3 separate regions of the Homo sapiens genome follow, and regions 2 and 3 are each linked to region 1. Evidence: chromatin loops called from intact Hi-C (ENCODE). Cell type or tissue: mammary epithelial cell. All regions are shown on one strand.

The links. A loop is a pair of places that touch in the nucleus more often than their neighbours do. Peaks named below come from ENCODE experiments on the same cell type or tissue, not always from the same donor. Only the 100,000 strongest peaks of a DNase experiment are listed, where the experiment ranks them.
Region 2: it touches region 1 in a loop (4-fold over the local background); 7 of 110 quality-filtered maps call a loop at or near these places.
Region 3: a loop joins it to region 1, with 17 times the contacts of the local background. A loop is called at or near these places in 10 of 110 quality-filtered maps.

Annotation. Positions count from the first base shown.
Region 1 is chr6:18,500,244-18,508,243 of GRCh38, reverse strand. It overlaps LOC105374955 (a long non-coding RNA gene), which reads right to left. Exons shown (of 4, transcript XR_926549.3): 2 at 7,438-7,579. Among named protein-coding and RNA genes, the nearest start is that of MIR548A1HG, 19 kb to the left of the region's middle. In mammary epithelial cell, a CTCF peak has its summit at 4,071 (motif pointing right); DNase peaks (open chromatin) are centred at 4,263 and 6,393; H3K27ac peaks cover 791 bases.
Region 2 is chr6:18,337,296-18,345,295 of GRCh38, reverse strand. No RefSeq gene overlaps it. Among named protein-coding and RNA genes, the nearest start is that of RNF144B, 46 kb to the left of the region's middle. In mammary epithelial cell, no CTCF peak of the experiment used is centred here; DNase peaks (open chromatin) are centred at 1,375, 1,805, 2,865, 4,015 and 1 weaker place; H3K4me3 peaks cover 341 bases; H3K27ac peaks cover 4,692 bases.
Region 3 is chr6:17,579,697-17,587,696 of GRCh38, reverse strand. It overlaps LOC102724591 (a long non-coding RNA gene), which reads left to right. Exons shown (of 5, transcript XR_007059485.1): 4 at 1-21; 5 at 1,810-1,906. It also overlaps the pseudogene SUMO2P13. Among named protein-coding and RNA genes, the nearest start is that of FAM8A1, 17 kb to the left of the region's middle. In mammary epithelial cell, CTCF peaks have their summits at 1,652, 3,121 (motif pointing left) and 3,321 (motif pointing right); a DNase peak (open chromatin) is centred at 3,356; H3K4me3 peaks cover 817 bases.

The sequences.
Region 1 (8,000 bases):
TCCTTAGTAGTGGCTCTCAGACCCACTGCCTCCCCAGCAGAGCTATCCTACAACTAAGTTGATAATTAAAGCAAAATATGAATATTCACTCGAAGTGGGATAAATATGATGAATGTAAAGCCTCACATGAACTCTGGTTAGATTTTGCCACCAATGAGTTTTGGTACCAAACTTACAGTAAAATTCTCAGTTGCCAGAGCTTTGGTGACGTTGAAATTTTAGATAAGGTATGGTAGACCTGATTAACACTTCCAGCTTCAACCCCAAGAGAAAATTGGTGGTAGTATCCACCATCCTTTCCCACTGTTCCTCAGGCTGTGTTTAGTTTATTTCCTAACCCTGAGGAAGATCATTCTTAAGATTCCTTTCAATTTTCTTTCAGATATATAATAACGTTGGTGTTTTGGAGTGAATTAGCCTGAATTGACTTCTCCCCTTAGCCTACTTCTTTAGCTCTCCTGACCTCATTCACACATTACTCGGTGGTTCTCAATACTGAGCTTGCATCACAATCCCCAGGAGGATGTATTAAAACACAGATTACTGAACCCTCCTTCCCAAGTTTCTGATTCAAGAGGTCTGGAATGGGGCCCAAGAACTGCTTTTTTTTTTTTAATTTTTTAATTTAATTTTAAGTTCCAGGATACATGTGCAGGATGTGCAGGTTTGTTACATAGGTAAACGTGTGCCATGGTGGTTTGCTGCACCTGTCAGCCCATTGATATAGGAGTTAAGAAGAAATCACTTAGGCAGATAGTAAGGGTTATGGGAGTCCACGGTAAGACCTTTTTTTTTTTTTTAATGAAAAGCAGCCCAAAATCATGTTCTAACAGAGTAGCCTGTAAAGTCAAGCTGCAGACATAAATAAGCAAGCTGGGAGCTTGCATGGGTGAATCCTGGCAGGAACTAGGGACTAGACATGTTCAGATGGCAGCTCCATCTTCCCTTCTCTTTGTCAGCCATGTGTACAGTGAGGAGCAGACAGGATGTCCCCAATGAACTGGAAAGCCCATTTGCATAATAAGATTAGGGCGGGGAACCAGCCTTCCCCATGCACTATGTAAACATCGTACCTAATCGAGCCAATCTGTGAGTCCTATGTAAATCAGACACCACGTCCTCAAATCTGACTGTAAAACCTGGCACATTTACCGCTGGCTGGGTCCTTTCCGCTCGGAGACCCCTCTCCCTATAGAGAGAGCTGTTTATCTTCCTTTTCTCTTCTGCCTATTAAACCTCTGCTCCTAAACTCCTCATGTGTGTCTGTGTCCTAAATTTTCCTGGCGCACCACAACGAACCCCAGGATATATACCCCAGGTAACGTAGCCGCTTCACCATTGCCTAAGGTATTAAGCCCAGCATGCATTAGCTATTTATCTTGAGCTCTCCCTTTCCCTCCGCAACCCGCCTCCCTGACAGGCTCCAGTGCGTGAGTTCCCCTCCCTGTGTCCATGTGTGCTCATTGGAGAACTGCTTTTTTAACAAGTTTTCTAGTGATGCTGACATGGCTGGTCCCAGGACCACACTTTGAGGGCCCACTGCGTTACTTGACGGAGCTTCTTTATCTTGCACTGAAGTGAAGACAACAATAAACATTCAGATGCAGTTTTCATCTTTATAAAGATTAGCTCCCAAATGACCCCAGTGTGTATTTGATGACTCACGGCTGTCTGCCTGTTCGACACACACAGAGATAGAAAGGCGGCTGAGTACTTGTCGCGAAGAGCTTGGTTGCCACGGGATTTTATTGGGATGTCATCCTGAGAAGCCTGAGTTAGGCCCTTCACTGGTGGTATCAGAATAAAAAATAGCAACTTTAAAGGAGTTTAGGGAAGGCAATTGAATTTTGATTTTAAATAAAATTCCTGAATTGAAATTCCTTTCCCAAACCACTGTATAATGTTGCTGTGTGAAGAAAAAAAAAAACTTTGCAAATGACTTTCCAAAAGTCATTAAACATGTAAAATGTTGTTCTCCTTTTAACATATATGACTGTCAGTCAACATGGAAACTCCAGCAGATAAAGATTCTCTTCTTTCAGGAATCAGGGAAGTATGCAAACTCTCATGAGCTGATTTTCTTAATTTTTCCACTTACAGGCCAGTCATCACTCACAGACCAAGATCACACCCATACATATTTTTGTCCAACTCTATTCCTCCATCTTTGTCTTCTAGATCTTACCTAGTAAGTCCAGGGAAATCTCTCCTTACTTCCTCTGTTTCAATTCTGAGAGAGAAATTGCCTAATTCATAAGTAAAAGCTAATATATATATCTACCCAGACAGGAAAGCTACACGGTTTTAGATTGAATTAGCCACAAGAATCAAGGCACCAACATCTCAAATTCTTGGAGTTCTTCAAGCTTTACAAAAATCTCTTCTTGTGTTTTTAATACTCAAACATTTACTCAAACATCTTAACGAGAACTAAACACATATTTCTACTCAATATTTTTATCTCCTTTATAATTTTGAACATTCTATCAGCATTCTTCTTACTTGTTTTAGTTACAAATGTTATGATTTCATCTGTATCATAGATTTAATTGATTTTGGAGAGTTGATCTGGAAACCAATTTATAATGTATATTTATAATGTTAATATTATATAATTTTGTATAGATAATCTTATAATTTTATAAATAAGAACATGTATTTTTGCCTCAATACTTACCAGCTAATCCATTTATTGGTCTAAGACTAAATGTCCTTCTATATTCCCTTAAACATATAAAATGTGGGTAACAACAAAGACCTTTTAATGAATACATCCTAGCTAACTCATAGATTATCAATTGAATTGTGTCATGATTATTTACTTTGCAAAAAGATTCTTTGCTTTTCAAAAGAATTAAGTTTCCTTTAAATAGTCACATGTAAAGGCATATTTTAACTCACACACCTGTTCATGCACATAGCTGTTTGCTGAATTAAGTGTAAAAATAAAATGAAGGGGAAATATCTTCACTCTCATTTTAGGCTTGTAGACTCTGCCTCCTCGGAGATACTCCCACTTCCTAACAGAAAGGCCTCAAGCCATTCTACGTGAATGTTAGATTCCACATTAGCAGATGCTGCTCCATACCCTCCCCACAGCCCACAAGAAGTAGCTGGGTGAAATCTAGGGCTAGGGACGCCTGGCGATGCCTTACACAGGTGGTTAGCAGGAGCAAGATGTCCAAAGAACAAACTGTTTCCAAGTCTCCCTTCTGTATCTTCTCATTAGAGGCAAGAGATATATCTTGGGAATCTCTGCCCCATTGGAAACTTTCCTAAACTTAGGACCTATTCCTGCCCCATCCCTCGGCTAGAGTCCCTGTCTCTAATACTAATTGTGGATATTAAGAATGGGGCCTACAAATGGATTATGTCACATTCTCTTCATTTTATGGATTAAATGCTGTCATCTTTTCACATTCCTTAACTGGCCTCTAAAAACAAAATCCAGCCCTGTCCTTTGTAAAGAACTGGATTGGTATTTGTCTCTTAAAGGTGTATATCCCCCATGCTCAGGCTACCTGCCTCTGTGGAAATAAGAGAAGAATTCCCTAACTCACTCATGTTCTGAGAAGACTGCTGGCCAGGGCGGATGTACGTAGTCTCATGCATATGCCACTGTACCCAAAATTGTACCATCAGTGACAGAATGAGCATATATTTCACTGGTGCCCACAACTGGTGGCAGGCACTTGGTAGGTTAGTGGTACGAAGATAACTAAGTTGGTTCTTACCCTCAAATAGCTCAGAGTCTACTGGAGGGCTCCCTCCTTTGGAATGAATTATTGTTCTTTCTCTCTATCTCTCTTAACATGCAACTATTCATTGATATAATTAATAGCATAGCATACCATAAGTTGCACATCAGATCTTTCCTTGCAATCCTAGTGTTTTGGGAAAAGACAACTTTTAAAAAGTCCTCATAAACCACTGAAATGAGTACAATGACCTACACACACCCCAGTTTGATAAAAACTCAATTCTGTTACCCTAAAGACGCACTTCACTACAACCATTGCCTTCCTTCAACCAAGAGCCATTCGTCTGCCATTACTTGAACAGAGCAGCAGATGGCACCAGAAAACTGCAGCATGAGAGGAACTGCACAAGCATTCTCGGCTTCCAACGTTCCCTTCCTTCTCAGGGAGTCAGCATTTCACATAACAGTGCCTCAAATTTGTCCTCAGGGGTATTATTTTCCTCAGAGAAGAGCTGGAGAAATAAACTGATATTCTAGTAAGAGAAGCACCCACCATCGTCATTGTCAACAGTGAGATTTGGTGCAAGGGCGAGCCATATTGCTTCCGGGTAACTCCATGACTTTCCAAGTGAGTAATCTTAAGAAACTCCGTGTTCTCATTTCCTCATCTACTAGAGGAATTAGAGTCAGAATTTCATCTAGCACCCTGAGAGGAACACATGAGAACCAAATGCCGTGCTGGATTTGAAAGGTTTTTGTAAACTGTGATAGGTTATTTATTAATTACCAGTAGCACACATTTCCCTCTGAGATCAGAGTGCATCTGGCGTGACACAAGCTGAGGCGGAAAAGCATTTTCTCTGCAGAAGCATGAGGTGCTCAGCCTGGGAATGCGGTGTTTCCACCATGCTGGGCCAACACACTCAATAGCATACAGTGAGGGAACAGAAGTGCTATTCAGCTTCTGGATACCAGGGATTTGCCCTCCCAGCTCTCTGGTTAACATTTCACCCCTTCCTCAATTCCAGTCTCAGGCAGACACCCTGGGACACTCATTCCCTGTCCTCTCAGCAAATCCCAGTGAAACTAAAACCTAAGCAAAGTGATGAAGAAGAGTCTCTAAAGTCCTCTGTTCCACATCCTGATTTCAATTTTCCCTTTCCAGATAATTCTGTGTCATCACTTTTACCCAGGCTGCCCCTGTCAGTAGGAAAATGAACAGGAAAAGGAACAGATAGCTTAACATGTTACCCCTTCAAGAAATATCTATATTTTAAATGAGAATTGTGGTGAAAGAACCATGTTTCATCCAAAGGAAAAAGTCTCTAACAGTCAAATGGGAGCCCCTGTAGGCAGAGAGAGTTTTTAAGTCACCAGCTCCTCCCACTAAAAAAGTCATCTCTCATAGATTTTAACTTAAGGCCCAGATAGCTTTTCCCCCTTTCTGTCCCCCAATTTCTTCCCTCTGGTCTATATAACTGATCACACTCTGTGAAAAGTATCCACTCTGCTCTTTTTTCCCTCTATGCCTGTCAGCAGCCGCATCTTTGTTTTTTCAGACAGAGTCTTACTCTGTCGCCCAGGCTGGAGTGCAGTGGCACAATCTCAGCTCATTGCAACCTCTGCCTCCTGGGTTCAAGTGATTCTCCTGCCTCAGCTTCCCAAGTAGGTGGGATTACAGGCGCCCGCCACCATGCCCAGCTAATTTTTGTATTTTTAGTAGAGACGGGGTTTCACCATGTTGACCAGGCTGGTTTCAAACTCCTGACCTCATGTGATCCACCCGCCTCAGCCTCCCAAAGTGCTAGGATTACAGGCGTGAGTCACCGCGCCTGGCCAGCAGCCGCCTTTTTAAATTTTCTGAACTTGTGCTCGCTTCCACAGCACATATACTACATTTTCTGACCTTTAACTCCCTGTTGAAGTTCTTCTCCCACCACATATACATGTGCTCAATAGAAATCAAGCTAACCTCCATGTAATCACCAAATCTTAACAATAATATTTTAACTCTGTGTAATACTTTATAATTGACAGAGTGTTTCCATTCAACAGGTAAACAGGGGAATGGGAGGGGATGACATGTCGGAAATGGCCTGAGGTCCCAGGGCTAACCAGAAGCAGGATTCAGACTTCAATGCAGACCTCTGTCTCTCAGTGGTCCAAAGACCATTCCCTTCTAACACTAAGAGCTTTCCAGAAGCTGTGGAAAAGGAGCCCTGAAGAACAAAATGGTAGTGCCAGGGGGGTGCCCTGATGTCCCACACCTGCACCTCCAGGCCTGCAGACCTTCCATGGGGACCAAAGGTAACCATATCTACAGCCAGCATTGGTCATCTCGCTGCTGGCAACAGGGGAATGAGGATGAAGGTAGATGTTCTCTCAGCCCATTGCCACTGCCCTCTCTTGAACTCCCTTGAATACCTAAGACAAGGTGTACCTTGAGCTGAACAAAACCCAGAGTGACCTTCCTAAATCCCAGCTTCAACCTTGGACTTTGAATACCTTGAAAAACCCCAAGATAAGGGAGGAAAGAAGAGCTCTAAGAAGCAAAGAAATGAGGGCCTAAAACCATGTCCTTAATTCCTTATTTCTTAATCCTTCCTGAGGATGCACTGTATGGAAAGTGCATTCTAGGCTGTTGTGCAAGAAGGGGAACCACCACATTCTTTTCCTGTGTTTACTGGAATCCCCTAATGTGACTTAGCAGCACGTCCACCAACCCCTGTTCCTCCCCTTAGACTGTTCTTACAGAGCTTCCTCTTGGGCCCACAACAGAGCTGCTGTGCTCCTGCCGGGCGGGCCGTCTTCTGACACACACACAAAAGCCTTGTTAGAGCTCCTTCCTTACTAGGGACAGCCCAAGGCCAAAAGAGAGATTCCCTGCCCCAAAACAGGGATGAAGAGCCCAGAACTTCTCTGTCACTGAGAATTTCAATGCCGTAGAGGTAACCTGGGATGGAGAGGAATTGAAAAGAGCTACTGAGAAGGGCCATTCCTCATGGGGCACCAGGGGGGCTTCGCGGGGGCGCAGGGAGGGCCGTTCCTGCCAGTGGCCCTTCTAAGAAACTCTATAACATCCATGTGAATGCTTTTGTCTGAGAGCTGGGAAAGTGGCCGTGGTTCTCCAGGGCATCCCATTCCCCATGCTAACCTCCAGGTTATATCCCTGAAGTGAATTCTTATTCTATGTTGCCTCAACATGCATTTTGAATATAAATTTAACTTTCTCATACCAGAAGCAGGGCTTAGGTACTCTTGGTGCAGTTTCTAGTTCTATACTCCCAAACCCAGTCCCCCAGTGTGGTCCATCTAGATATCTGCCTTATACAACTTCCTCCTGGTGACCCCCTGCCCAGTGACAGCTAGATATAGCCTGCTGGGCAGGCCCTGCTGACTCCCACAGCCCACATAGACTGTGCAGATGTGTCACAGCGACCACCGCTCATCGCAGCATGACCTCCTGAACTCATGCCTGCTCGCTAAACCCACCATGTAAAACTCCCACTGGAGACCTGCCTGGATAACACCCTGGACCCAGTAAAGTCATTAGTGCGTGGATTCCTCTCTCTCTCTCTGTCTTCGTGTGCTCCCTGCCTTCAGTGTGTGCCCTCTGGGCATGACGTGTAACCTCCAGTACCTGTAAGTAATAAAATCTTTATTTCCATCTTGTGTCCCCCTAATCAATGAAGCGGTGCCCTTCATCTCAAAGATCCTAAATTATAACAATCCCTTACCTAGAGATGATTTCCGCAGAAGTCGTCCAAGGGCAGAAACAGAAACAAGTCATGAAGTTCATTTGATCATCCTTGAGGACGTATCAGGAAGTCTTGTCAGCACAAAGGCGAGGCTGGTGGTAGTCCTGGGAATTATCAGCACCTGTGATTGAGTGGTTTCTCTGTGCATGGCATAGCACTCTTTAGGCTCCAAAGGCCTTGCTTCCAAAGGCCCAGTGGCTACCTTGTATACATATACATACACATGTGTATATGTAGACATATATTTTATATATTTCTGTGTATATAAATGTACCTATCAGTATACATATAAATACCTGATATATAACACACATTTATAAATATGTTATATTTATATAATTAGGTATTTTTAAAATACATATATACCTTTAAATATGTATAGGTACATATATATACACACATATACAATCTTTCATGACTGGGACTACATAAAAACAAAAACAACAATACCCCACAGTATTAGAAATAAAACTTTCTAAATCTATCAAATAGGTTTGCATCTATTACTTTATTGTTTAGTTCCAAAATTGTGAGGTTGGGCA
Region 2 (8,000 bases), 160 kb after region 1:
ACATGTTAAAGTCCTAACCCCTAGCACCTCAAAATGTGACTGTATTTGAAGATATTGTCTTTAAAGAGGTAGTCGGTACCCCTGATATGATGTGAGGAGAAAGACACTCTGCTGCAGTATTCCTTCTAAAATCCTAGCACCCCAATCTAATCATGAGAAAAACATCCAACAAATTCCAAATCCCAATGGAAGGGCAGTCTAAAAATACTCTGAAAGTACTCCCCAAAATTAAAACGTCATCAAAGACAAGAAAAGTCTGAAAAACTTAGCCAAGATCAGCCTAAGGAAGGATGATGACTAAATAGAGTATGGTATCCTGGATGGGATCCTAGAACAGAAAAATGATATCAGGTAAAAACTAATGCCAAATCCCCCTCTCCGAGAAACACCCAAGAATGATCAATAAATACTAAAAAAATTTAAAAAAAAAAGAAAATAAATGCAATAAATGTTCTTAATCTTAAAAAAAACTAACGAAGTGTGAATAAATCATGTACTTCAATTAAAAACTATTAAGCATACCAGAGGTAGTGGGTAATACTGAGAACAGGGGAGGCCATGAATGTGTGGGGACAGGGAGTATATGGAATATCCCATATGCTTTCCTCTCAATTTTGCTGTGAACCTAAAACTGCTCTGAATAAGTAGTCTTTAAAATGAAAAAAAAAAAAAATCCTTGTTGTTTTTGTTTGTTTGTTTGTTTTTAGCTCTGTCACCCAGGCTGGAGTGCGGTGGTGCAGTCAAAGTTCACTGCAGCCTCGACCTCCTGGGCTCAAGTGATCCTCCTGCCTCAGCCTCCCAAGTAACTGGGACCACAGCTGTGCACCGCCATGCCTGGCTTTTTTTATTTTTTTATTTTTTTTTAGAGATGGGGTTTTGCATGTTGCTCAGGCCAGTCTCAAACTTCTGGACTGAAGCAATCCTCCACCTTCAGCCTCCCATAGTACTGGGATTATGGTTGTGAGCCACGGTACCCAGCCTGAAAAAAAGTTATAATAATTCATAGACAGATGTACCGAATAGGATTTCAACAAGACTCTTTCTTCACCATTTGCAAAGACTCTCACAAACTGCTGAAGTCCAGGCTGGCTGAAAAGCAGCTTGAGGAAGCATGTTCATGCATCTGGGAACAAGGGGAGTTCACTGGAGTGCACATGCCAGAATGGAAATGAGCCCCCTGCTGTTATCTGAGGCAATTTGTAGTGGGTCTCAATGCTAAAATTAAAGTACACCCCACAAGAAGGGAGGTCACCTGAAGGCAGCCAATGGGCCACCCCTTTAGGGATATTCTCTTGATAAATTCACCTCTGCCCAGGGTCGGCTCTCAGCCTCACAAGCTCAGCAATGACTTCATCAGTGTCTTGACGTTAATCAAACTCATGGATGCTGACTCACACTAATAGAAATGAGTATGATATAGAAAAACAGGATGCCACATCATCAGGCAAACCCAACATGCTAGGCTTGCTGGAGTGGGGTCTGAGAGTCTCCATTTCTAACAAGTTCCCAGGTGATGCCAGTGCTCCTGGCCCATGGACCCCACTTTAAACAGCAAGGGTCTAGACAAGCTATATGGGAAGTCCAAGTATCAGAGTTTATTGGTGAGTGGAATATGAATTAGATCTCAAGAGAGGTTGACTATGTAACTATTTCATGCCATCGGGTTTTGGCTGCTTTACATATCCATTTCCATAATAGATATCAACCCACTACTAACACTTAGTGGTGTCAGACCCTTGCTTTAACAGCCTTGAGAATACAGCTACTCTGTGCCGAACTACACAACCTGTTCAGCCAGTCGTGTTCTGTGGTATGTTGATCAGGTTTCATCATCTGAACTGATACCTTCACATGGCCAGGAATGTAAATAAAAAACTCCCATATATTTCTGCCAGGGTAAATCAGAATATATTAAAAATGAAGCAACTACTAGAAACTCTATACCAATCAAAAGAGAGCAAGTAATGAAGGTAATGAATTTCCCTACAGTACATGAATACTTTTTTTTTGAAACAAGAGTCTTGCTCTGTTGCCCAGGCTGGAGTGCAGTGGCTGATCTCAGCTCGCTGCAACCTCCACTTCCCGGTTTCAAGTGATTCTCCTGCCACAGTCTCCTGAGTAGCTGAGATTACAGGCACCTGCCACCACGCCTGACTACTTTTAGTATTTTTAGTAGAGACAGGGTTTCATCATGTTGGCCAGGCTGGTCTCAAATTCCTGACCTCAAGTGATCTGCCTGCCTCGGCCTCTGAAAGTGCTGGGATTACAGGCGTGAGCCACTGCACCTGACTTGAATAAAGAAATTTCTAACAGATTGGTTGAGAAGAAAAGGAAATACTGCAATGATTAGGTGTCATTCATTCAGCTATTTTCACACATGCCTACTAAGGGAAACCACTATTCAGCAGGTAGCTCTCAAAGTCCTGCATGCAGAAAAATCATATGGAAAGTGTTTTGAATGCAAATTCCAGGGCCTCACTCCCTCTATTCCCACCCTCATTCTACCCCAACTACCAGGAGTCCAATTCAGCAGGCTGGGGCTTATAAATCTACATTTTTAACACGCACCCCCAACAGATTCTGAAAAATACTGACTTATATAGGATTTTAGTGGTTTTCAACCCTGGCTTACATTAGATACAGTGGAGAAGCTCAAAAAAAAAAAAAAAAAAAAAAAAAGGTCCCATGCCTGTATGCCAAAACCCCAAAACAATCAAATCAGAACATCCAGCGCATGAGACCCAGGCAACAGGCATTTTCTTAAGCTTCCCAGGCGACTTAGTGTTTCCAGGTGGTACTATTTGTGTGGGTTGTTAGACATCAGATTCCAAGGCCCCTCCCTGAAGTCTCTGATTCAGTAGGTCTGGGGCAAGGCCCTAGTCGGTGTGTCTGATAAGTGCCCCAGGTGATTCTTATGATGGGGTTTGAGAAATGTGTCTGTCTTACTCAACTGAGTCAGAAATACTGATCCCAGCAAAGCTGCTTCAAGGGATTTTTTTTTTTTTTTGAGACAACTCAAGGGATTTTTGACTCCAGTTTTGAAGCCCCTATTCCATGAATTTAGCTCCAATATGACCTGGGTCTTCCCAAAGAGACGGAACTCACCTCCCTTAATGCTGCATAGGAATGAAAGCCCACTGCTTTATACAACATGGCCTCTGTGGTCCCACTTTTATTACTAATACAACAGGACATTTCTCCCAGATTTAACACTTAGTGCTACATACCAGGCACATGGTATTACAAGCACTTCATCTATTAACTAATTTAATGTTCATAACAGTGCTATGACTAGGAACTATTCTTAGTGCTAACTCTACAGACTTTTTAAAAACGGAGGCATAGAGGCTAAGTAAATTGACTAAGTTTGCTTAGTCAAAGCCAAAGTTACCTAGAGAATGAATCTGAACCCAAACAGTAGAGGACCAAGGTCTGCTCTCTTAATCATAACACTATCATGCTGCTCACCAAGCAAAAGTTGAAGAGCCTGTCCACACATCACTTGCTGCCAGAAACACACACACACACACACACACACACACACACACACACACACAGAGAGACAGAGAGAGAAAGAATCAAGCAAGTTAGTGTTTATTACATCCCTACCATGTATACCAAGTGCTGGGCTTGGGGCTTTACGTATATTATTTCACTTAATCTGCAAGTCAGATATAATCCTATTGTCATGAACACACTATACTGCCTCACTCAGTGATGGAGAGAACCAAACTGTTTTGCATGGTGCAGAGCACCATGCAAAAAAGAAAAACAAATAAAGCAGCCGAAGAAACCTTCCAAGTTGATTTGGAGACTGAAGAAACAGCCAGTTGTGGGGGTGCGTGCTGGGGCGAGAGGAGGCCGGGCAGAGGGTGACTGCGGCTGGCTGTAAAAGGATTCTTGGAGGTGGTGGAGCTGTGGAGATCTTTGGCTCGGAGAAAAGGCAGGGCTTCCTGAGGTCTCAGTAGAGGACAGGAGTTTCATTCAGACATACTGCTTCTCAGTGCAAATCTCAACAAGTCAGGACAAGTGGCTGAGGTCCACCCACTTTAAGGAATGACAAGACATGATGCTGCCTTTAAAAAGAATCTGATGTCTCTAACTCATGCAGGGAAACACAACACAATTTCCTTGTCCTGCCTTAGGTTTCTTCCTGAGTAGTGGCACAGGGGGAGAAAGGAGCTGCAAACCCAATGCCTTACTCCAAGGAGTTTTAAGCATTTGGCCAGTGGCCTGAAAATACTGTCTTTAGGGAAAACAATGGTAAATGGCTGTTAAACATCAGCTTTTTCCTATCTACCTGCTTAGGGACATCACGTGATGCCAATCCCAAACAACCCATCTAAGAAGAGTCACACTATAGTTCAGCCTCAAGGAAATTTGCCTGAGCTCCAGGGTTCTGGAGGTCCAATGCTATTTGCCAGGCCCTGGGGCAAACACTGAGGCCTTAGCAATACTGGACTCTGTGCCCAATAGCTAAACAGAAAGAGTCTAAAAAAAAAAAACCAGGACTAGATGCACAAAAACAAATCCCAGAGAAGTGGAGAAGTAGAGAGTCTTAGTCCATTCAGGCTGCTATTACAGAATACCATAGACCGGGTAGCTTATAAACAACAAGTTTATTTCTCACAGTTCTGGAGGCTGGGAAGTCCAAGATCAAGGCAGACTCAGTGTCTGGTGAGGGCCCAATTTCTGGCTCATAGGTACTGACTTCTTATTGTGTTTGCACAAGGCAGAAGACAGAAGCAGCAAGTTTTCTGGTATCTCTTTTATAGGAATATGAATCCCATTCATGAGGACTCTGCTCCCATACTCTAATCAATTCCCAAAGGTCCCACCCTCAAATACCATCACCTTAGGGGTTAGGGTTTCAATAATAAGATTTTGAGTGTTTTGTTGTTGTTTTTTTTTTTTTTTTAGACAGCCTGTCACCCAGGCTGCAGTGCAGTGACATGATCTTGGCTCACTGCAACCTCCGCCTCCCAGGTTCAAGCGATTCTCATGCCTCAGCCTCCTGAGTAACTGGGATTACAGGCATGCACCATCATGCCTGGCTAATTTTTGTATTTTTAGTAGATATGGGGTTTTGCCATGTTGGCCTGGTTGGTCTCCAACTCCTGGCATCAAGTGATCCACCAGCCTTGGCCTCTCAAAATGCTGGGATTACAGGCATGAGCCACTGCACCTGGCTAACAATAAGATTTCTGGAAGAACATAAAAGTTCAGACGGTAGCAGGGACGTCTAGATGGGCTGGCAAAGAACCTGCAGCATCATGAGCCTTCTGGATTTTATAGCTCTGATCCTAGAACATAAGCCACTGGGTGGTGTTGTGTGGGTTATGGACAGCTTTGGGCCCAACAGCATAAAGTAGTACTGGAAGGTATACAATTCTGGAGATGAATTCCACCCTTAACCAAAGCTGAGATAGAGATGCTACGATTTCTACCAGACATGCATTCCCTTATAAGGCCAAGAGCAAGTAGGTTGGGTCAAGTGTGAGTGACAGCATCACAGTTGTGAGGAGAGCAGATAAGGAGGTGATATGCAGTCATGCCTAAAAGAGGGTCCAGTGAACAAAAGGAAACACAGGTAGTGACTTTCACTGATGGCAATAAATAATAATATTTAAAATTGTCCTACACTTCATTCTTTTTTATTGAGTTCCTGCCATGATTTATCTGCAAATCTGTAAAGCAAGCATTACCAAAAAATTAATTACCTGATTGAAATCAACGGATGAGTTTATTATTTTTCAAACCTTCCACTGTATGTTTTATCTTCCCTGGACATGTAGGGCTAAGTAGATGATGTATACCGGAAAAATCAGAACTAATGTTTCAAGTTTTTTTTTTTTACTTTCTTCATCCAAGAAATAATAGTAGACAGCATTTGTAATTTAACACTGCTTCAAAGGGAATTGTACTTACATTTCCCATCTTTAGTGTTATCTACTTAAAATCCATACCTATTGTTTTCCCTTCATATATTATAAAGTCATAATCTCCTTTATGTGCTAGGCTGAGCATGACTTCTCTGTTGGCAAACAACGCAATACCTGCTTGAAACTCACTTAATGTTCAAAGGAAGAAACACCACCAAATGTTTAGTACATTCTCAGGCATATCTAATGAAAAACATATCTATTGTTTCTAAGAACTATTTGATGTACATCCATGGGCAATAAATCTGGTGAATTCTCAAAAAAAAAATGTTATGGAAAACACCTACTGGCTTAAAGAAGTTAACCTTTCTCCCAAATTGGACAAATCCTCATGAGAGCAAATAGTACATGGTATTTAAAGACCTATTTGTCTATGTCTCTAGACAAATATGTCACAGGAGGGGAGATTGTGTCTACAGTTGGTTCACTACTGTGCCTAGTATGCTGCATGGAACATAAATATTCAATAAACATTTGTGAAAAGAATGGAAGTTGCCTAAGGTGAAAACCAAACTCACATGCATTTGTGAATATCCTTGTCTAAAGCCATAAAAATAAAGGGAATTTAATTAGACACTCAAGCAAACACTCAAGTGTCTTTTCACATTCACATTCATCTGGCACCTATATACCTTGCTTAGTTGAAAGGACATAAGAGAGGCATCTCACTTAAAGACACTCATCTAAGAAACCCAGGAGTTGGCTGGGTATGGTGGCTCATGCCTCTAACCCTAGCACTTTGGGAGGCCAAGGCAGGTGGATCACCTGAGGTCAGGAGTTCAAGACTAGCCGGGCCAACATGGTGAAACCCTATCTCCACTAAAAATACAAAAATTAGCCAGGCATGGTGGCAGGCGCCTGTAATCCCAGCTACTCAGGAGGCTGAGACAGGAGAACCGCTGGAACCCGGGAGGTGGAGGTTGTAGTGGGCTGAGATCGTGCCACTGCACTCCAGCCTGGGTGACAGAGCGACACTCCATCTCAAAAAAAAAAAAAAAAAAGAAAAAGAAACCCTGGAGAGTTGTGTCGGAGTTCCTACTGAGCATCACTGTGCCATCACGTACTAGCCATGGTTTCCTAGGAAACGTATTGGCCTTTCTAAGACTCATTTTCCTCATCTGTATACTTTTATAATAAATCACTGAGTCTCAGCCAACCACAACAGCCACGCTTTAGTCAATCGCAGGGAGCCAGTTGACCAGACCATCTTCAACTAAGGCAAACGCTGAGCTGCAACCAATCCAGCAGTCTCAGTATCTCACTCCTGTTTTCTGTCCATAAATGCCACCTGACCATATTGCAGGCCACAGTGCTCTGACCCTGTTCGGGTTTTGGGGGGCTGCCCTATTCTTGAATCATCCATTGCTCAATTAAGCTCTGCTGAATTTAATTTTCTAAAGTTTCCCTTTTAACATAACCTTCCTACATCTCCATTTCCTAATCCATAAAAAGTTGATCAATATAATAATGTTTAACCTTACGAACGTGTTGTGAGACTTTAAATCGATTTAAGTGAAGGTTAAATGAGTTTAAGTATGAGTAAAGTATTTCATTAACTGTTAAAATGTGATATATGTATTCTTTGTAAACTCTTGGGAGAGGTAATATGTTTTTCTCAAAGTGTTTCTCTCAAAGTTACCACCAAAATATATAGTAAAAACTAGTGAAATTTTAAAAATAGAAGAGGAAGTCAAATTTGACAGGAAGTCTGAACTTATATGTCACTTACAAATTAATTCCAGACTACTTGATCTTTGCATTTTTAAGCTTTATGAAGCAAATTTGTAACAAAACCTACAGAAAATAGTGTAGTAGGCTGCAGTGGGCAGAGTTTTAAGAATCTCCATAGAACAGTCTGGGCAACAAAGCGAGACCCTGTTTCTACAGAAAATTTTAAAAATCAGTGAGTCATGGTGGCATGAACCTGTAGTTCCAGCTGCTCAGAAGGTTGAGGCAGGAGGATCCCTTCGGCCCAGGAGTTCAAAGTTGCAGTGAGCTATGATCACGCCACTGTACTCCGGCCTGGGTGACAGAGACCCCATCTCAAAAAGCTCCATA
Region 3 (8,000 bases), 920 kb after region 1:
GTCTGTGGCTTGGATGACTGGGTGAGTGGATTGTGATGCCGTTCATGGAAATGAAGAAGGCAGAGGAAGGGAGAGCAAGAGGGTGGAAGTGGGGCAGTGGGGTGCTGGTGGGCCATCCAAGGGACACCAGCTGTTGAATATGTTGCATCTGTAAAGATACAGATTGATCATTCAGAAATAAAGAAGAGAAAAAAAGCAAAAGCAAAAAAAGTTTTAAAATAAAAAAGAATACAGATTGAGAGAGTCATAGGCATACAGATGGCCCTTGAAATGACAAGTAGATGGAAAACAATGAAACAAGAAAAGAAAGCCAAGAACAGAGAAAAAAAAACAGAGATGGAGAAGGAATAGTTAGTGAGGTCGGTAGGAAAGTAGGATTGAGTGGGAAGAGAGACTTTCCATAAGAAAGGAGTCATGTTAGGGTTTTCCAGAGAACCAGAACCAATACAGTGTGTGTGTGTGTGTGTGTGTGTGTATATGGGTGTGCGTGTATGTATATGTGTATATATATGGGTGTGCGTGTGTATGTGTGTATATATATGGGTGTGCGTGTGTATGTATATGTGTGTATATATGGGTGTGCGAGTGTATGTATATGTGTATATATGGGTGTGCGTATGTATATGTGTATATATATGGGTGTGCGAGTGTGTATATGTATATATATGGGTGTGCATGTGTATGTATATGTGTATATATATGGGTGTGCGTGTGTATGTATATACGTATATATATGGGTGTGCGTGTGTATGTGTGTGTATATGAGTGTGCGTGTGTGTGTATATATGGGTGTGCGTGTGTATGTATATGTGTATATATGGGTGTGCGTGTGTATGTATATGTGTATATATATGGGTGTGCGTGTATGTATATGTGTATATATAGGTGTGCGTATGTGTATATATATGGGTGTGCGTGTATGTGTATATATATGGGTGTGCGTGTATGTGTATATATATGGGTGTGCGTGTGTATGTGTATATATGGGTGTGTATGTATATGTGTATATATATGGGTGTGCGTATGTGTATATATATGGGTGTGCGTGTGTATGTATATGTGTATATATATGGGTGTGCATATGTATATGTGTAAATATATGGGTGTGCGTATGTATATATATATATATGGGTGTGCATGTGTATGTATATGTGTATATATATGGGTGTGATTCCCAGTCCAAGGTCAGAAGACCAATGTACCAGCTCAAGCAGGCAAGCAGGAAACAAAAAATGGAAGAATTCCTCCTTCCTCCACTTCTTGTTCTGTTCAGGCTCCCAACAGATTGGATGATGCCCACACACATTGAGGCGGCCAACCTGCTTTACTGAATTCACCAATTCAAATGCTAACCTCATCTGGAAACACCCTCGCAGACACACTCAGACACAACGTTTAATCTGGGTGCCCCTTGGCCAGTCATGTTGACACATAGAATTAACCATCACAGGAGTTACATCTGGTGTGAAAACCACAAAGAAATCAGGAAGGATGAAAACTGTGGTGGACATTTTCTCTTTTGACCACACTACCTCTTTTTTCCCCCCTTCTTTTGGAGAGAGAGAATTTCCACTTAACTCTTCCCCCAATGTGTGCACCTGTGCTAAGACTCTCAGGGCATTCTGCACTGCTCACTCCAAGCCACCAGGTGGGTATGTGGCCCGAGCTCAGCAGATTGGACTGACTTATGAGGACTTGGAAACTTGAGCCAAGTGATCCAAGGATGGAATAAATGTAGTGCCAGCAGAGGGCCCTTATCTGATAAGAGTGTTGATTAACTCTTGCTACCTATGCTTCCTTTAATTTCAGGAGCTGTGATTGGTTGATTGATTTTGAGGCGGAGTTTCACTCTTGTTGCCCAGGCTGAAGTGCAGTGGCACAACCTCTGCTCACTGCAACCGCTGCCTTCCAGTTTCAAGCGATTCTCCTGCCTCAGCCTCCCAAGTAGCTGGGATTACAGGCGCCTGCCACAACGTCTGGGTAATTTTTGTATTTTTAGTAGAGATGGGTTTCACCATGTTGGCCAGGATGGTCTCGAACTCCTGACCTCGTGATCTGCCCGCCTTGGCCTCACAAAGTGCTGGGATTACAGGCGTGAGCCACCATGCCTGGCCTATTATTTTATTTTTTGAGATGGGGTCTCGCTCTGCTTCCCAGGTTGGAGTGCAGTGGCATGATCATGGCTCACTGCAACTTTGACCTCCCCAGGCTCCGGTGATCCTCCCACCTCAGCCTCTCAAGTGTCTGGGATTACAGGTAAGTGCCACTATGCCTGGCTATATTTTTGTGTGTTTTTTTTGTAGAGACGGAGTTTCTCCATTTTGGCCAGTTTGGTGTCGACCTCCCGGGCTTAAGCGATCCACCCACCTCAGCCTCCCAAAGTGTTGGGATTACAGGCGTGAGCCACTGTATCCAGCTTGTGATATACTTTTAATAAATTTCTCTTAAACTTAAATTAGCAAGTGCTTGTTTATCATCCTTCCAATTAGAGAACCTGGATTCGGCCATTAGGAAGTCAAGGGTGGCATTCATTGGGAAGTTTCATGGGGTGAGAGGTGAAAGGCTGGCTGATGGGGGAATGGAAGTGAGAAGTAGAAATAATTGCATTCTAATCTTTAAGGAGTTGTTTTTTGGGGGAAGAGAAGCTGTTAAAGAAGTAGCGAACTATTTTTAACCACGCTTGAACCCATCGTTTGATAGGGTGACTGAAAAGAGAGTTCCTGAAACTTGGGCAGCCATAAATCTATTGTTTTGTTATGAATTTCTCTAATTTTTAGTGAGATAAACTTACTTTTAGTTTATCAACATATTTCAACTATTCTTACTAGTCATATATGGCAACCCTGCCCCAAGATGTCACATTGGTCTCTAAAGTGTTTCCTTCAGAGTAAGGTTCATCTGATTTGATACACTGATAGGAAGCAAGTTGTAAAAAATAAAGCCACTACGGAAGGCTTCTTTTGTAAATAAGATACCCAAGCACCAAATCAATGATTACACTGAAAAATAACTTGATTTTGGTACTAACTTTTGGAAATACACATAAAATAGGCTTTCTCTTCTCCAGCCTAACGTGGATTGAATTGCTATACTGTGTAATGATTTTCTGCCCCCTAATGGTTGTTCAAAAGCATTAAGAAATTTGTCATCTGCTTGAAAACATTTTCTATTATAAGAAAATATTTTCTTTATAGCACATTTTTAATTTTATTTTAGGAATTCGAAATGACTTAGAAATGTGTCATCATTCACAAGAGGCCCGTGTTACTCTTAAAAATAGGCCGATCTCATAAAACAACTGCGAACCTCATTATATAATGTGAACAGACAGGATTTTAGGCAACCAGTAGGTGGAGGAATTTCCAAAGCTAAGAACACCACAGGCTCCAAAACCCAACTTCAGAGCTGAGGGCCTTAAAGTAATCTGTTCAGCCTTCTCCGCTTTATACTAATAGAAGACTGTGGAGCAGCTCTGAGATATATGCTCATAGAAGTACATCGCCCATGATATTCTGGCAAAAGGAAAGACTATTTTAGATTAGGATTGGATTTTACTTGTGAAATATGAGATTGGGGCCAAGAGAAAGCATTGCTTTGGGTAGGGATAGCATGAGATTAAAAAACTGAAAATAAGTCGAGTGTGTGAAGAAAATGACTGTGACATACGAGAGGAAGGAAGCCAACAAGAGAGTGCCGTGGGTAGATGCTAGAAAGGGTGACATCATGCAGAAAGGTCAGGGAGGGAGGCTGAGTTTGGCTTTGGTCCAGTCAGCAATAGAAGGCTATTATGAAAGACAAACGTAAATATTTGTAAAATATAGTGTTGGTACAAACAAATATAAAAAAACATTGAGTTGCTTCTGCTGCTCCTTCCTTTTTTAGACCTGGAAACAATGAATCCAGAGGGAACAGCCACAGACGCTCCTGAGCACGTCAGTTTAGGCCTTCTGTGCCTAACGCAATTTCTTCCCTTAGAATTTGACCCTTGCCTGTGTCACCCAGCACTCATCCCATACCTCCTCCTGACCTCCCTGCAAGGTGGAGCCCACCAACCTGATCGCTGATCTTACCCTCCTCGTTAAGACTTACTCTATTACATCATCTTATCATTGACATGAAGTGGAGACCCAATGCCTGGCCAGTCTGAAGCTGTACACACGTAGGACATTAACTGAAACCTCAACTAAACCTCATCAAATTCCCACTTACTCTGGCTCCCCTTTCTCTATTTTTTAATTAAAAATTTTTGTATTATTCCTATTCTATTTTCCTGCAAACAGAGGCCCCCCTTCTTCTTGCACTCAAAAAATTCCACAATTCTCCTGGTTTCTTCATTTTCCCTCTTTTCACAGGCCTATATACTCTTCCATGTTTAATATCCTGGCTCATTTTATTCTTACTAACCATGAGAACTTATCTTTTTTATTCAATAGACTGTCCTCACTCTTGATCAATTTTATGCACTTAAATAGGCCATGTCATGTTTTTGCACATCAGACTGGAAAAATGACTAAGAGAGGTGGTATCCAGAGTTGACGAGGTTTGGAGAAAAACAGGTTCAGTCATTTGTGGAAGTATAGGCTTAGACATTTTTCGAAGGATAATTAGGCAGCATCCACCCAAATTCAGAATATCTGAGCCTTGTGAATCCTTAATCCTTTTAGAAATCTACCTTACAGAAATATGAGCACTAGAATAGAGCAATACAAGTCAAGCGTATTTCCTGTAGGATTATCTACAAAAGCAAAACAAAGAAAATAAATGAGACAGCCATCAAAAATTCAAAAATTAGAAACCAGAATGATAATACTTTTTTTCATTTAAAACAAGGAGTTTAAACAAGATGCTTAACTTGAAGGGAAAACTAGGATTCTTTGTTTTAGAGTAATTTATCCCTAAAGACAGATTGCCCTACACGTAACAGCTACGTACAAAAAAGTATAAAATTGTCCTTGGTTTTACAATGGTAAATGAAAAACATTAAAATTCTCCAACTGAACAAGGTATGCAAGGATTTTTTTTATTTTTTTGTTAAAATAGTGAGAGCAAAATAACTTACTGGAATATAAACGTAAGAGCCGACTGAGCATGCCACTAATGGAGAAAATGGGGTATTTCCACAGCCTCAGTGTTTTTCCCCATCCCGTCACCACTTGATGTCAATCGAAACATACCATTGGCTGCTTGGTTAAAAAAAAAAAGGAATATGCTTGTGCACATACACCAGTTACGTTATGTACAATAAAGAAATGGGGAAGGGGGAAATGAAAGAATAGAGAAAGCTATATTATAGTACTCACGATGTGGTGGAACCAAATCGGTTTTCTAATTGCGAATGTAATCTTGGTCTTTAAAGTTAACAGTTCTGGAGTGAAGAACCAGGTTCTCTCTTCAGGAAACACCTCCTGTCTGCTGTTGGAGCATATCGATTGTATCTTCATCCTCCAACTGTGTAGGTGTTATCTATTTCATTGATGGGTTGCCCATCAAATCAGAATCTGACCTGCCTCATTGACAATCCCTGTCATTCACAATAGGCTTTAATTAGTTTACTAAGTGGTGCATACCTCTTAAAGTGCACCCCAGAACCGCCCCGCCCCCTTCAAATTAATATGATCATTGTTCTCAGGCTCGACTCCTTCCTAGGGCTTTTCGTAGGCCATGGGAAACGCCAGAGTCTCCTCAGCTGCCCCTTCATAAAACAGGTATCAAGTCTGCACCGGATTGTGTCTGACATTTGTGAGTTCTCGGTCTCACCGACTTCAAGAATGAAGCCACACACCCTAGCAGTATTACAGTTCTTAAGGGCAGCATGTCTAGAGTTTGTTCTTTCTGATGTTCTGATATGTTTGGAGTTTTTTCCTTCTGGTGGGTTCAGTGGTCTCACTGGCTCAGGAGTGAAGCTGCATGTTTTTGCGGTGAGCTTTACAGCTCCTAAGGCGGCCTGTCTGGAGTTATCTGTTCCTCCCGGTGGGTTCGTGGTCTAGGATGGCTTCAGAAGTAAAACTACAGATCTTCGCAATGACTGTTACAGTTCACAAAGGCAGTGTGGACCCAAACAATAAACAATAACAAGATTTATAGCAAAAAGCAAAAGAACACAAGCTTCCATAGTATAGAACCAGCCCCTAGCCCGTTACCACTGCTGGCTCGGGCAGCCTGCTTTTAGTCTCTTATCTGGCCTCGCCCACATCCTGCTGATTGGTCCATTTTACAGAGAGCCGATTGGTCTGTTTTACAGACAGCTGATTGGTCCGTTTTGACAGGGTGCTGATTGGTGCATTTACAATCCTTGAGCTAGACACAAAAGTTCTACAGGTCCCCACTAGATTAGCTAGATACAGAGTGTGGACTGGTGTATTTACAAACCCTGAGCTAGATACAAACTGCCGATTGGTGCATTCACAATCCCTTAGCTAGACATAAAGATTCTCCAAGTCCCCCCCAGATTAACTAGATACAGAGTGCCCATTGGTGCATTCACAAACCCTGAGCTAGACACAGAGTGCTGATTGGTGTGTTTACAAACCTTGAGCTAGATACAGAGTGCTGATTGCTGTATTTACAATCCCTTAGCTAGACATAAAGATTCTCCAAGTCCCCACCAGACTCAGGAGCCCAGCTGGCTTCACCCAGTGGATCCTGCACCGGGGGCGCAAGTGGAGTTCCCTGCCTGTCCGGAGCCGTGCGCCCGCACTCCTCAGCCCTTGGGCGGTCTATGGGACTGGGCGCCGTGGAGCAGGGGGCGGCGATCGTCAGGGAGGCAGCTAAAGCCCCGCGAGAAATCGAGCACAGCAGCTGCTGGCCCAGGTGCTAAGCCCCTCACTGCCCAGGCCGGCGGGGCCGGCCAGTAGCTGCGACGGGCGGGGCCCGCCGAGCCCACGCCTATCTGGAACTCGCGCTGGCCCGCAAGCGCCGCGCGCAGCCCGGCTTCCCAGCCGCGCCTCTCCCTCCACGCTTCTCCCTCCACACCTCTCCGCAAACCGAGGGAGCCGGCTTCGGTCTTGGCCAGCCCAGAAAAGGGCTCCCACAGTGCAGCGGCGGGCTGAAGGGGCTCCTGAAGCGCCGCGAGAGCGGGCGCCAAGGCCGAGGAGGCGGCGCCTAGAGAGAGCGAGGGCTGCGAGGCTGCCAGCACGCTGCCACCTCTCAGAATGAGCATACAAGCAGCACCAAGAGCGGCAGAGAAAGCAATAGTACAATTTCTCAATAAATCTAAAAGCTAATTCTTTGAAAAAAAATATATATATATATACACATACAGGCTGGGCACGGTGGCTCACGCCTGTAATCCCAGCCCTTTGGGAGGCGGGAGGCGGGCGGATCACGAGGTCAGGAGATCGAGACCATCCTGGCTAACCCGGTGAAACCCCGTCTCTACTAAAAATACAAAAAATTAGCCCGGCGTAGTGGCGGGCGCCTGTAGTCCCAGCTAGTCTGGAGGCTGAGGCAGGCGAATGGCGTGAATTCACCCCGGAGGCGGAGCTTGCAGTGAGCTGAGATCGCGCCACTGCACTCTAGTCTGGGCGACAGAGCCAGACTAAGTCTAAAAAAAAAAACAAAAAAAAAACACAAATATATATATATACACACATACACATATATATACACACATATATATAGCGTGTGAAAGTCTAGTAATGTTAATTAAGAAAAAAATTATAACTATAGACATTAAGAATGAGAAATTGTATTGAAAATACTGAAACAGCGGGCGCGGTGGCTCATGCCTGTAATCCCAGCACTTTGAGAGGCCGAGGCGGGCGGATCACGAGGTCAGGAGATGGAGACCACGTTGAAACCCCGTCTCTAATAAAAATACAGAAAATTAGCCCGACGCGGTGGCGGGCGCCTGTAGTCCCAGCTACTCCGGAGGCTGAGGCAGGAGAATGGCGTGAACCCGGGAGGCGGAGCTTGCAGTGAGCTGAGATCGCACCACTGCACTCCAGCCTGGGTGACAGAGTGAGACTCCGTCTCAAAAAAAAAAAGAAAGAAAAAGAAAA